Linked DNA regions of Homo sapiens: region 1 is linked to region 2. A link is a contact called in ENCODE Hi-C or POLR2A ChIA-PET data. All regions are on one chromosome and are shown on one strand. Each heading gives the region's core, a stretch centred on a gene start or an enhancer-like site at or near the end of the contact. The rest is flanking DNA. Distances are from core to core; before and after follow the strand shown. Region 1 has its middle 97 kb from the start of SERTAD2. Region 2 holds the start of XPO1 (exportin 1).

Region 1 (7,118 bases), core at 3,439-5,938, 3.2 Mb before region 2:
TCCCTACACGTTTCCTCAGGTTCCTGTTTTAATGTTGCATGTGTGTACTTTTGAGCCTCTCAAATAGATTGTAAGCCATTTGAGACACCAAAAATCTCATATAGTACTTTATCTTTTAAATAACCATCACAGCCTTAGTACATCACTATTACATCACTAGTATACTACCAGTACATCACTAGTACATCTCACTGTTTGGAAGAAAAATGACAATAATACTATAATACTATAGTTGTTGAAATTAATACATTGAAATTTGCATTTTGAAATGTTCCTACATAGAAAAAATTCTGTCTCTGTGTATTTTAAGATCATAAACTAGTAAGCTTCTCACATATTACAATTCATATACAACATCAATTACAGTGATTTTTTTTTCAGGCATATATGATCTTTATTTGACTTGCCCATACTTCTTAGTGCTGTAGTTATGAGGTATGCTCATGTTATTTATAGAAGACTATTGGCCATCTTCATCCTCTTTTTTAGGGATCACTCCTTCCCCGCAAGGCCTGTGTGCAAGCAGTGTAGAAGGGGAAGTGAGCACAAAAATGAGAGGTAGAAAATATAGGCCGGGCGCGGTGGTTCATGCCTGTAATCACAGCACTAAGGGAGGCCGAGGTGGGCAGATCACAAGGTCAGGAGTTTGAGACCAGCCTGACCAACATGGTGAGACTCCGTCTCTACTAAAAATACAAAAATTAGCTGGGCATGGTGGCGCGCGCCTGTAATCCCAGCTACTCAGTAGACTGAGGCAGGAGAATCACTTGAACCTGGGAGGCAGAGGTTGCAGTAAGCCGAGATCGTGCCACTGCACTACAGCCTGGGTGACAGAGCGAGACTCCGTCTCAAAAAAAAAAAAAAAAGGGAGAAAGGAAATAGAAATAGATACACATAAGAAAGGAAGAGGAGGAAAGGAAGAAATAAACAGGGGGTCTCAAATTTTCAAAACAAAGGAATAAACAAGGGTTCTCAAATCAAATATTTATTTTAGTATTTTAATATTTTAAAATGTTAATATTTATTCAAGTCACCTGGGATATTTGTTTAAAGAGCAGATGTCCAGGTAGAGCCTACAGAGATGATAACTCAATAGGTTTCAGCAGATCCAGGAATTTGGGTGTGTCTTCCCTTTAAGAAACACTGGACTAAGGAGAGCACAAAATTAGAAGGCACACGGTAGGGCCTGGATGCATGCCAGTAACAACTGACACAGGGGCAGCTTCTGCCACAAGATGCTAACCCTAGGTATTTGCAGATCCTCTGAAAGATACTAGTGAATGTCTACTCAACTACATACTACGCACTACATTCTAGTGTATGAAGAAGATTCAAAATCTTCTTCAGGGTTATTCATATGTAAAACAATACTCTGATCAATTATAGTCACCTGAGTCATGAAATGACCTCACAGTGGAGGAAATAAGAAAGGGGCTTCTAAAATGTATCATTAGCACATTCTTTTTTTTGTTTTTTTTGAGATGGAGTCTCCCTCTGTTGCCCAGGCTTGAGTGCGGTGGCGCGATCTTGGCTCACTGCAACCTCCACCTCCTGGGTTCAAGCGATTCTCCTACCTCAGCCTCCCCGAGTAGCTGGGACTACAGGCACGCACCACCAGGCCCAGCTAATTTTTTTCTTTTTGTATTTTTAGTAGAGACGAGGGTTCACCATGTTGGCCAGGCTGATCTCGAACTCTTGATCTCAGGTAATCCGCCCACCTCGGCCTCCCAAAGTGCTGGGATTATAGGCATGAGCCACTGGACCCAGCCAGCACATTCTTAAATGTAGTTCAATAACCCACTTTGGAAAAGAAGTGAATTTTTCCCACACAAGGGATCTAATTTGTTTCACTTACCACAGGGTGACCTGGCTAAGGGAACACTGTCCACTTTTTGCAAATCATGTCTTGGGATGAGGACACTGGCCTTCCTGCACTGTGGAATTCCAAAGGAGTTTCAGCATACTGAGAGGCAACACATACACAAGCTGTGTGCTACAAGAAGTTTGTGGCACAGCTCATTTTTGTAAGTGGACTCAGGACTACTGAAAGAAATCATGGAGTAGGGCTAAAATCAGAAAGGGAAGAGAAAAGAAGTGTCAGGCTGTATGTCTTAACAGGCCCAGGGGAAGGATCTGTATCCTAAAATGACAATAATCAAGGAAGGTCCCAATATGACCAAAGTAAACCTTTGTGTTCACTTAGTATCTCTCTTCTGAATTCCAGAGCACTGTAGGTTTCAATTTCATATATATATTTGAAATATATACATATATATACATACACACACACGTATGTAAAGATTTCGCTCACTTCAAGACTCCAAAGCTAAATTATTCCTAGGTCTCTCCAGATGACTCCTTTGTGGAAAGGGGATGTCGGGTATTCTAAGTGAATTTGAGTAGAGATACAGTGTCTAATTTGCCTTTCCTTAGTTTCTTCACAGAAGCAATTGTCTTTAAGTCTCAAATTACGTGCAGAAATGCACCTGTGGGGAAGAAGGTGGGTTCTTGCCAGTGTATTTGCTTTAGTGAACATCTCCATTCAGGTTTATTGGTGGTTACAGTTACAGTACTTTCAAGTACAAGGGTGTGTAAAGGGTTAAGGTCTGTAAAATGATTGCTGGACAGTAGCCAAGAAACTGTGAAAAGCCATAACTCCTGGGAATCAGCAGGGAGGAGAAGATCTAGTAGTGGGTGCTGCGGAGCACCGACGTCAGGGTTCAAGGTGAGCCAGTGGGAGGAAGATCCGTGCGGGAGGGAGGGTTGGAGGAAGCTGAGGTATCGACATGCATTTACAGCTTCGCTCATACCAGGTTAAGAAGTGCCTTTTCCAGAAACTCAGTAAAGCAACAGGACGTATTCAGGAGCTGTTTCGACCTGCCCACACCCTACCCTGACTTTCCCAGAAAACAGGCAAGCAAGCAAGGGGCAAATGTCACGGCCAAGCCTCCCGCCTACGGCTTCCAGCCTCCTCAGATCCCAGCACACAGCCCCGCCGGACTTCCCCCGGAGCGGTCTCCAAGAGTGGGCACTGCGTGATCTGATTCACTCCAAATCTGGCTGTCCCCCGGGAGTGGGGTTTGGCCGTAGGGGCTCCCCGGCAGCGCCAGGCAGAGTCTGAGCAGCAGCCGCCGCCTGCACGCAGAGTTAGGAGCCAGCCTCCGCCGCCGCCTCCTCCTGCCGGATCAGAGTAGGCAGCACAGCCAGTCCCCATCGCTGTCACGCAGCCAGCAGCGGGCCGCCGCCCCCCCGCGCAGCCCCGGCCCTCACACTGTTATTTGCGTGACTGACCCGAGCCGCGCGGGAGGGGAGGGCTGGCCCGGAGAGGAGCTGGTGGAGAGGAGGAGGCCGGGCCCGCCCGCTCCTTCCCCTCTGGCCGGCTGCGGAAGCCCTCTCCTCCCCATTGGCCACACGCTCGCGTCCATCACTCCCGCGAGGCGCTCGGATTGGCAGAAGGCGCACTTCTGGAGCGAGGAGGGCCGAGTGACTCCGCGGGTCTCCGGCGCCTCCTCCTTCCCTCCACCCCACACTTGAACGTCCACCCACCTCTCCCCACCCCCCACTCCACTGCCCCCGCCCCGCTCGCGGCAGTGTCCTTAGAAGACTCATTGGGCCAGGGGTGCAGCCAGCCGCTTAACGAGCCGCGCCGCCATAGGTCGAGGCCCACGCCCGTCGGAACGATGGGCCTCACCATTGGGTAGCTCCGCTCCGCTCCGCCCCCTCAGCTCCTCACCCTCTCGTCGCCGCCTCCTAGCTCACCTCTTTCTCGGCCCCCTTACCCCGCCCGTCCCCGCCGCATCACCCCTGTCCAGCTGGGCGGGGATTGCTGTACGACTCTGTAAAGTCTGTGAGTCACTGCACAACCCATCAATCCAATTAAATGTCTTGAGCGAGCCGAGCAGGCGGTGCTGCCGCCCGCCGCCGCTCGCCCCGCCGCGGCCGCCCCTGCTCCTGCTTGCAGCGCCCCTCTGATCCATGGCTGTCTGTCTGTACTTGTTACGGTGTAACATCCTCCTCCTCCTTCTCCTCCTCCTCCTCGGGAGCCGCTGCAACTTCCCCTCAGCCAGCCTCCTCCTCTGCCTGGGGACTGCAAAGGCATGGGATAGACCCAGAGCCGCTTCCCTCTGTCTCCCCTCCAGCCCTCGCTCAATTTTCCCCCCTTTAAATTAAAGTCTGTTCCTCGCTCCTCGTCGTTTTAGAGATTTATTGGTTGGTCTATTATTTCCCCTGATTTTATTTTCCCTCTCTGGGGCAGAGATCGTAGGGGCCGGTGGGTTTATTTTAGGGAGGGGGCGCTCCATCACCCCACCCCTCCGTTTCTCCTTCTCCCTTTTCGGCCGTGACTTGATTTCCCCGCTCCTCTGCGCTCCCACCCCTCGAACTCACCGTCCTGTACTCGAGTGACGCACAGACACCCCCCGCCCACAGCCCAGACGCCCCCTCCCTCGCTGCCACCCCGACCCGTCTCGGAGCTGGACTGGGTGCCGACTTCTTCGCAGAAGGGTGAGTGCTGTGCTGGGTTGGGTGAGGAGGATCTGAAAAAATGTGGTGGCCGGTCCACTGTTGGGGAGGGCAGGGATCAGGTTGTGGGCTGCAGGTTCCCGGTCCGGCGTGGATTTAAGGTGGCGACTCCCTCCTTTCCTCCCTCCCTCGCTCCCGCTTCCTCCGCCCCTCAGCTCCTTATTCACCAGCCTTGCTGTATATCTAGGTATTGCCAGACTTCCACCATCGGGGCATTATAACGCTTATAAAACATTTGGTAATGGCATGCTTTCTGTCTTTAGGATGCTTAGAGAGCAGTGATAGCCACCAATGTGATCTGATAGATTCTATCACCTGCAAAAAGTGTAAAAGGGACGATGGGTACGTTTTCTTCTAATTCAAAGTTAAACTTTTATTCAATAAAGGCAAGGCAGAAAGGTATTTTTAATTTTAATGCGTGGCGATAGGGCAGCGATAAAGCAGAGAAAGACAGATTGTCTAGTGGCATTGCTTAGTGTTTTTATTTGAAAATAGTTTTATGGGTTCCCTATTGAAAAAATATCAAGTCCGTATCAAAGGTTATGAAGTCTTTGAACCTGTTGGGGGAAAGCAAGGTAAGATGGAAATCCAGCTTGACACTTCATCTTTAGCTCACCTCTGTTACAGGGAGGCATTACAACACAGAGTTTTAAATTTCTCAGTCACTGGACACAATGGAGCATGTTAAGGATATGAGAGAAATATGGATTATTTCTCTTTTGATATCCATCTTTTGTGTACTTCATTGCTTGTTCAGCAATGTCATACTACAGAATTTTGTAAAATTTTGATTTGGTTTCTTGGTTGTCCATAGCTCAGAAGTACAAATACCTGTCTATATATGCTTTATGAGGATGTTGCCATATGCATCTTTCATATTTTGTTTGAAATAAAAGTAAAAATTATGAGAAATAGTTGCTCAGAGTTGGCTTCTGAGGTTGCTTTTTAGAATTCAGCTGTTTTAAAATGGTATTACTCTTTTTGAGTCAAGTTCTGGGCTAGTTGTCCACAAGATTCAAATGAGGCCAAACCAAACATGTTTTGAAACATTAAAGTACAGGAAAGGCCTCTTAATAGTTCATTCTCTCCTTCTCTTTCAGAGTAACCAGAATAAGTTGTTACTAAATTTAATTTTAAAGAATAGACTGTTCCTGTACCGAAATCTGCCAAGTTGCTACAGAAATATTTCTTTTTAAAGAGCAGAAATGTGTTTATGATCAGCCCAAAGTAGTAAAGATGAAAAGTGACTTAAATGTAAATGCTGTCTTAAAGAAATGCTTGTCATAAGCCCCAAAACCTTCCAGAGTGTTTCAGGAAGACTTACACAAAACCTTTTTGAATTGTTTAGTAAATTTTATCATGTGACCTTTTTTATGAGTGTAAGACTGAATTATTGAAAGACCTCATAGCACAAGGGAGCCATGCTGCCAGAGTTTGAATCTTACCACCATCCCTCACTGGCTGTGTGACCTTGGGGGACGTTTCTAACCTGGCTTTTGTGGGTTTTGTCCTGTAGATGGAAAGAATGACTTCTCAAGGGGTTGTTGTAAGGTTGCATGAGAGTACATGTCACAGAGCACTCCAGGTTAGCTACCCCATCATCACCAGCAGTCTTAGAGAGGTGTCTAGTGTAGTGGTTAAGAGTAGGACCTCACGCTGGTTCATGCCTGTAATCCTAGCACTTTGGGAGGCTGAGGTGGGAGGATGGCTTGAGCTCAGGAATTTGAGACCAACCTGGTCAAGATGGTGAGATCCGGTCTCTACAAAATAATTAAAAAAAAAAAAAAAAAAAAGTGGGGCTTCCAGAACCAGATTCCGTAAGTTTAAACCCCAGCTTTTCCTCATTATCTTTGTGACCTTGGCCAAGTTAGCCTCAGTTTCCTCATCTGTAAAATGGAAATAATAGCACCTACTTCATAGGGTTATTGTGATCGCACAGAATGAGTTAATATATGCAAAGATCTTGAGTAGTCTTTGGTGCATCTTTGCAAGTTTAACTCTTATGTGCTTTGCATATCTTGAAATATGAATATGTTTTTTAGACAATTTTTTGTAAAGATAAATTTATTGTTATCAATAAAATAATCAAAATTTTTATCAATATGCCTAATGTTTTATGAGATTTATACTTTTAATCTAGAGTTTGTATGACTCTTTAAGAAATAGAGCTACTGGACCAGGCACAGTGGCTCATGCCTGTAATCCCAGCACTTAGGGAGGCTGAGGTGGACTTTGAGCCCAGGACTTTGAGACCAGCCTGGGCAACACAGCAAAACCCCGTCTCTACAAAAAATACAAAAATCAGCTGAATGTGGTGGCACATGATTGTAGTCCCAGCTACTGAGCCCTGGAGGTGGAGGCTGCAGTGAGCTGTGATTACGCCACTGCATGCACTCCAGCTTGGGCAACAGAGACCCTGTTTTTTTTTCTTTTTCTTTTTCTTTTTTTCTTTTTTTTTTTTTTTTGGAGACAGAGTCTCTTTCTGTCGCCCAGGCTGGAGTGCAGTGGTGCAGACTTGGCTCATTGCAACCTCTGCCTTCCAGATTCAAGCAATTCTTCTGCCTCAGCCTCCTGAGTAGCTGGGATTACAGGTGTGC
Region 2 (7,669 bases), core at 4,822-7,321:
GGACTGTTGTGAAAATTAAATGACTAGATATCATAACATGTTTAGAAAAGTTCCCGGCACAGGCTGGGCACAGTGGCTCACGCCTCTAATCCCAGCATTTTGGGAGGCTGAGGTGGGTGGATCACGAGGTCAGGAGATCAAGACCATCCTGGCTAACGCAGTGAAACCCTGTCTCTACTAAAAAATACAAAAAATTAGCTAGGCGTGGTGGCGGGTGCCTGTAGTCCCAGCTACTCAGGAGGCTGAGGCAGGAGAATGGTGTGAACCCAGGAAGCGGAACTTGCAGTGAGCTGAGATTGCGCCACTGCACTCCAGCCTGGGCGACATGGCAAGACCCCAACTCAAAAAAAAAAAAAAAAAGAAAACTTCCTGGCACATAATAAGTGCTCAGTAAATGTTAGCTATTATAATTACCTTCACCTCTTCTGTCTGGGCTTATGGTTTATCTGCTGTTTGTTCTGACATTCTCAATAAGCATGCAGAAACCAGCTTGAAATGGTTTAAACATGATACCACCTGAAAGCAGGGGAAGTACTGAGAATTTGCTATTAATGCACTTAAGATGATAATTTGATCTCTTCAGAGAGGAATTTCTTCTGCTCTAAAAATACATTTTAAAACATCTCCCAGGGCTGGGCACTGGGGCTTGTGCCTATAATCCCAGCACTTTGGGAGGCCAAGGCTGGAGGACTGCTTGAACTCAAGAGTTTGAGACCAGCCTCAGCAACATGGTGAGACCCTGTTGCTACAGAAAATAAAACAAAGTAGCTGGGTGCAGTGACGCACACCTGTAGTCTCAGCTACTCAGGAGGCTGAAGCAGTAGGACCACTTGGAGCCAGGGAGGTTGAGGCTTCAGCGAATTGTGATTGTGCCACTGTACTCCAGCCTGGGTGACAGAACGAGCCCCTGTCTCAAAAATAAATATATAAAAATAAAAATAAAAGAAGCACTGACCTTGTTGAGGTACAGTATACTTGCTCATGTACTCGTTTTCTCTCGCTCTCTCTTCTCCCCTTTATTGGGCTAGGATAATTTAAAATATTTATAAGTAGATCAGGGTTTCTCAATCTCTGTATATTGACATTGTGGGCTTCTCATTCTTTGATATAGGGGGCTATCCTGTGCATTGCAAGATGTTTCATGGCACTCCTGGCCTCTGCCACTAGATGTCTATGGCACCCCCTCCCCAACCAGTTGCAACAACCAAAAGTGTTTCCATTATCATACTTCTGATATACTTCACCTTCTGATTTACCTGTAATGTGCTCTGATTCTGACATTAGCTGACAGTGTTGTTTTGATAGCCAACACTTAATTGCTAAATGTCTTGTTGGGGAAGTGCCCTCAGTTTGAGAACTACTGAAATAGATTCACTGACTTTGCTAGGTTCTTCATTTTTTTCTAGTCAGAGCACCTGATAAAATAGGTTTTTTGGTTTTTTTTCTGATTTTTCTTTTTTTTTAAATTTTCGTTTATTTTTCACATTTTTCCATGACTCCATATATAATTTTTCTTTTTTTTAAAGACAGTCTTGCTCTGCTGCCCAGGCTGGAGTGCAGTGGCTTGATCACAGCTCATTGTAGCCTGAATCCTGGGCTCACGGGATCCTCCTGCCTAAGCCTCTTGAGTAGCTAAGACACAGATATGTGTCATCATGCCTGGGTTAATTTTTTTAGTTTTGTAGAGCCAAACTCTCATTTATGTTGCCCAGGCTGGTCTTGAACTCCTGGCCTCAAGTGATTCTCCCACAGTAGTCTCCCAAAGCACTGGTATTCCAGGCGTGCACTACCACGTCTGGCTAATTTTTTGTATTTTTGTAGAGATGGGATTTCGCCATGTTGGCCAGGCTGGTCTCAAACTCCTGACCTCAAGTAATCTGCCCGCCTCAGCCTCCCAAAGTGCTAGGATTACAGGCATGAGCCACCTCGCCCAGCTCATTTTATTTTTATTTATTTATTTATTTTGAGATGGAGTCTCACTCTGTCACCAGGCTGGAGTGCAGTGGCATGATCTCGGCTCACTGCATCCTCTGACTCCCTGGTTCAAGCGATTCTCCTGCCTCAGCGTCCCGAGTAGCTGGGATTACAGGCATGTACCATCACGCCCAGCTAATTTTTGTATTTTTAGTAGAGATGGGGTTTCACCATGTTGGCCCAGATGGTCTCGATCTCCTGACCTTGTGATCCACCTGCTTTGACCTCCCAAAGGCTGGGATTACAGGCATCAGCCACCACCATGCCTGGCCCATAATGAGATGTTTTTGTGCAAGAAAGAAATGGCATATCTTTTCAATCCACAGATACCAACTTTAGTTTCCCTACTCTATTTTGCTTCTTATATATTGCAACGGACAGAATATTTGTGTCCCCTGAAAATCAGTATGTTGAAATCCTAAACCCTAATGTGATGGTATGAGGAGATAAGGCCTTTGGGAGTCAGTAGATAACGAGGGTAGGGTCCTCATGAATGAAATTAGCGTTCTTATAAAAGACACCCCAGAAAGCTCTCTAGCCTTTTTTCCCCCTTCACAAGAGAGTACAGGAAGAAGTCACCGGTCTGCAACCCGAAGAGGGCCTTTGCCAGAACCTAAACCATGCTGACGCCCTGGCCTCAGACTTCCAGCCTCCAGTACTGTGAGAAATAAATGTTGTTTAAGCCACCCAGACTATGGTACTTTGTTACAGCAGCCTAAACTGACTGTTACAGCAGACCTATAACCCTATCTCATTATTTTTATTTTTGGCCTAGAAGTACTTCAACCAAAACAGCTATAGCTTCCTCTGTCCTGTCTGAGAATGGTCCAAGTTAAGTGATACACTTCTCTCATTTCTCCATGAGTAAGAGATTCTTGGGACCCATTGTTCAATGTCACCTCATAGAAGAACTGTACAGATTTCTCAGACTATCAAACTGTAACTCCTAGATTTAGCAGCCTTGTCACCTACTTTTTCACTATGTTCTCAAAAGGTAGCAACTCACCTGCAGGCAACTGCTGATTCTGCTCCTGATTGATTTGAGGCTTCACAGACTCTACGTAGATTATTCACTGGGGTCTTAACATCACAGACAGAATACTCATAATTTTCCATAAATATTCTCCACACTAAATTGAGCTTGATGGAAATAGGGGTGCAACCCATACTTTATCTTCCCAGGTCAATTTTTTCTTGAAATGAGTATCCTGACTGGGCAAGGTGGCTCAGGCCTATAATCCCAGCACTTTGGGAGGCTGAGGCAGGAGGATCACTCGCCTACAGGAGTTTGAGATCAGCCTGGGTAACATGGCAAAACCCCTTTCTACAAAAAAAAAAAAAAAATATATATATATATATATATATATACACACACACATATATTTACATTTATATGTATATATTTACATATATATGTATTACATATATGTATATATTTATAATGTATAATATATATTATATATATATATATTTATTTACAAAAAACTAGCTAGGCATGGTGGCATGCATCTACAGTTCCAGCTGCTCAGATGGCTGAGTCAGGGAGGATCCTTTCAGCCTGGGAGAGACACAGTGAGATACTTTTTCCAAAAAAAAAAAAAAAAAAAGATCCTTTCTCTCTCACCCTGTTTTAGCATCATACACAATCACACTTTTGTCAGAGTTAGATTGGTAATTTTTTTTGAGACAGTGTCTCACTCTGTCACCCAGGCTGGAGTGTACAGTCTGCATGATGGCATCATCACAGCTCATGCAGCCTCAACCTCTCAGGCTCAAGTGATCCTTTCACCTCAGCCTCCCGAGTAGTTGGGACTACAGGCGCATGCCACCATGCCCAGCTAATTATTGTATTTTTGGTAGAGACCAGGTTTTGCCATGTTGCCCAGGCTGGTCTTGAACTTCTGGGCTCAAGTGATCCTCCCACCTTTGCCTCCCAAAATGCTGGGATTACAGGCCTATGGTAAAATTGATTTTGTTATATGTCCTTGTAGGTTTTTTTTATTGTTGTTTGTTTGTTTTGAGAACGAGTCCCGTTCTGTTGCCCAGGCTGGACTGCAGTAGCGTGATCTCCGCTCACTGCAGCCTCTGCCTCCCGGGTTCCAGCCATTCTCCCCGCTTAGCCTCCCGAGTAGCTGGGATTACAAGTGCCCACCACCACGCCAGGTTAATTTTTGTATCTTCAGTAGAGAGGGGTTTCACCATGTGGCCAGGCTGGTCTCGAACTCCTGACCTCAAGTGATCTGCCTGCCTCGGCCTCCCAAAGTGCTGGGATTAAAGGCATGAACCACCATGCCTGGCCTATCCTTGTGTTTAAAGTCGCAGTTTCCAAGATCCTCTCCATGACCATGTTAAGTGAGGATTTACTGTATTTGCATATACTGTATTTGTAAACTTCCCGTTACTTTCATCTCTAGATTGCTTATAATACCTTATACGATGTAAACTTTAAATCATCTCTACATTGCTTATAATGCCTTATACAATGTAAATGCTATGTAAATATACTGCATTGCGTTTTATTTTGTATTATTTTTATTGTTGTTGTTGTTTTTTAATGTTTTCCACCCAGGGCTGGTTGAAACTGAGGATGGGGAACCCAGGATACAGAGGGCCCACTGCACATCATATATCATACATAGTACATTATATATGTATTATATATGTATATAAAATGGCTTGATATTATTCATTTATGTAATGAATAAAAACTTAGGTCTGAAAATCATCCAAAATAATTCTGGTACATCTAAACATTGAGTTGTTGCGTTTTTCTTTATTGGAGGGGGAGTTAGAATAAGTGGTGCTTTGAGGTTAGCCATAGTCCATCGTGGATGAACATTTGCTAAAGAAAATTGTTATTAATTCAATAAATCATTTATCTACCTCTTGGTGGCACAAAGGGCCTAGTAAATTTTGGTGGGCTATTTGCTCTTAAGCAAAGAACAATCTGTAAAGCTGATTTGGAGGACGCTTGGGAACAAACGAGAGGCAACCACGTGAAAGGCAACGTGCATGTGACTTTCACAGAAAATACTATTTGATGATGATTTAGTACGTGAAGTGCAGCTAGGGTAAAAGGAAAATCTGAGTGTTGCAGATCAAGGGCACCAGGTGGGACGCAGTTGGCATGCAAGCTCAGCCAGCCAAAACATGCGCTGTCAAACCAATCACTTGGGATTACAATGTTTTGGTTTTCAGGAAAGGTTGCTTGTTGAAGCAGCCAAATTCCAGCCTGGAGAGACAGAGTTGAAATTTTAAGGAGACTTTCCCAAGAAGTATTTCGATATCTTTTCCGACACCCTGAGAAGATCACGAGGCGCCAAGAATGCACGCCCTGCGCCTCACCCCAACCCCTCTCTCAGCTACCTGGCCCCAAAACCAGGCCTCTAAAATGGATTAGAGAGGTCTGGGGCCTAAAATTGGCCTCGGAAGCGTTCTTTTTCCCTCTTTTCTCCACCCCTTCCAGAGTTCAAAACTGGGTGTGCCCTCCCTTTTCCGAACGCAGCCCCCATCCGAAGGGCGGATCCTGATTCCCGCGGGCTCAGGCCCCCGCAGGTTGGCGGGAGCCGGTGGGGGCGGGCCGGCCGAGTCCGGGGGAAGCAAAGAGAACGCTGCCGCGCGCCCCGATCAAACTCGCGCCGCCACCAGCTCACGAGCTGCGCCCCACCCTCTCCGTCACCGAAGAGGCCCAGCCAATGAGCGGGCGAGAAAGGCCGGGCCTGCGAACTAGGCACCGGGAGGGAGAGGGCCGCAGGGGGAAGGGAAGTCGAGAGCTCGAGGGCGGGCTGCTCTTGATTGACAGCTCGTTCGAACGAATCCTCCACGCGGCTTTCCTTCGCTCTCTTTTCTACTCATCCCTGCTCTTCGTCCCACCTCCTCCTCCTCCACCCCTCTCCTCTTGCCTTTCGACCCTCCCCACTTCCCCTCCCCCACTCTGCGGGCAAATCGCTGCTGAAAAGAGGTAGGGGCCGAAGCGGCGGGCTCGTGTGGAGCCGTGAGGCGGGATTGACTGGCGCTCGGGCCAATGAGAGATAGGCTCATGGCGCGGCTGTAGCTGGAACTGACCAATAGGAGGGCGGGCTGGGGGCGGAGGCCCAGGTTCCAAACGCTCCGCGGCGCCATGGGCTGAAAACTCAACCGAGATGGAATCTCCCAGTCTGAACCGGTTTCAACCGGTTCCGAGTTTGAGGCACTAGGAGGAGGGGGAGAAGCGGCTGCAGCGGCCGCGGCAGGAGCAGCGGGAGCTACAGCATCAGCAAGAGCAACAGTAGCTACAGCCCCGGCGGCGGTGCCTGTTCCAGTCTTTGCTGCTGCAGTCCGTGCAACCACCCAGAGGGGGAGGGGGGAACCACCAGTCGCTGAGGAACAAGAGAAGGGGGGAAAGTTTAGGCGAGCCTTGGGGGGGGGGGGGCCAGCGCCGGAGCCGCGTGAGAGAGGGAGCCGTGTTTTGGTAGGGGGGAGTCGGACTGCAACTGGCAGCAGAGCGTCTCCCCGGCCGTGTGGACTCTACACCCCCTACTCCTGCCGCTTCTGCTGCTGCCTGTGGCTGGAGGGTCCCCCTGGGGCTGAATCTTTGGGACTTGACCCCGTTCCCTCCCCCTTCCCTCACTCCCCAGCCGGGCGGGAGCATTTATTCCCCAGATTAATTCCCCTTTTGGGGGGGGGCGGGTGTGTGTGTGTGTGTGTGTGTGTGTGTGTGTTGGGGGAAGCGTCCCTGAAATAGTAAATATTATTGAGCTCTTTTTGCCCTTTTCCTGTCCGTTTTTTTAATTTCCTTTTTTGAGGTGGGAAAACTGAAACCCACCTTGATTCGTCCCCTCTCCCCCCTCCCCACCTTCCCTCGCCCTAATCCCCCAACGAGGAAGGAAGGAGCAGTTGGTTCAATCTCTGGGTAAGTCGACTGTGTCTTCGGGGCCGAGGGTCGGGCGGCGGCGCGGCCGGGCGGGCGGGAGGAGGCCGGCGTGGGGCGCGGCGGCGGCGGCCGCGGGAAGCGAGCCCGGGAGGCGGCGGGCGGGCCGGGGGCGCGGCGGGCCCACAGCGGAGCCTGCGATTGAATGGAGCCGCTTTTGCCGCTGGGGGATGGAGGCGGGGAGGCGGCCTCGGGAGGGGAGCGCTTGCTGGGTCATTCGCGTGTGCGGGTGGCGGTGGAGGAAGGCGAGGAGTGTGATAGTGAAGCGGGGCCCCGCGCGGGGTGGGAGGGGTTCCCCAGCCCCTGGGGCTGGGGAGAAGTTGGGGTGATTTCAGGAACATCTCTGTAAATTATTAGGAGTGGAAGTTTCCAGAAATATTTAGTGCAGCAGCATTGAAACGTCCGCCTGCATCACGTGGCCCCCTCGGTGGAGAGCTTGGGATGGGGGAGGGAGGGGCTGCCGACTCCCTGTTCCTCCAGCAAGGAAACTCGAAAGCTCTCCGGTTTTGCAGAGTGGCATGTGAAGTAGGAAAGATCAGTTTTTCAGGGGCCTGCACATGGGATTCCGTCTTGTAGTTCCTTTTCAGGGGTTTGAATGTGATAAGTTGGTTAAACCATTTACTGTTGGCCTTGTACAGTGGAGGATGCCCTGATTCTCCTTCATTCCGATGTCTGTGAGTTTGGGTTGGGTGGGAGGAAGTGGTGTAGTAGAGGAAGCATTCAGTACTGGCTCAGCCCGGACCTCCTCTGATCACGCCGAGGCCATGCTGCATAGAGAAAGGGGCG

The links. Hi-C counts contacts between places; a loop is a spot of excess contacts on that map. ChIA-PET counts read pairs that join two places held with the same protein, here RNA polymerase II (POLR2A). Pooled maps may share reads with other maps.
Region 1: a loop to region 2 is called in a map of ascending aorta, with 13 times the contacts of the local background. The contact joins the enhancer-like site here to the promoter of XPO1 in region 2. A Hi-C loop is called at or near these places in 1 of 168 maps with a recorded cell type or tissue (ascending aorta) and 13 of 50 pooled maps. POLR2A ChIA-PET finds 5 or more read pairs at or near these places in 2 of 52 experiments (CD8-positive, alpha-beta T cell and activated B cell).

What each region holds. Positions count from the first base shown.
Region 1 is chr2:64,747,666-64,754,783 of GRCh38, reverse strand. No RefSeq gene overlaps it. Among named protein-coding and RNA genes, the nearest start is that of SERTAD2, 97 kb to the right of the region's middle. RefSeq lists silencers at 3,062-4,061, 4,393-4,462. Within about 2 kb of position 4,688, at least 36 of the 41 ENCODE cell types and tissues checked have a DNase peak (open chromatin) inside an H3K27ac peak, as active enhancers do; they include CD8-positive, alpha-beta T cell and ascending aorta, where a contact is called at or near this core.
Region 2 is chr2:61,536,758-61,544,426 of GRCh38, reverse strand. It overlaps XPO1 (exportin 1), which reads left to right and starts at 6,071. Exons shown (of 25, transcript NM_003400.4): 1 at 6,071-6,865. RefSeq lists enhancers at 4,729-5,518, 6,087-6,346, 7,441-7,500 and a silencer at 5,457-5,596.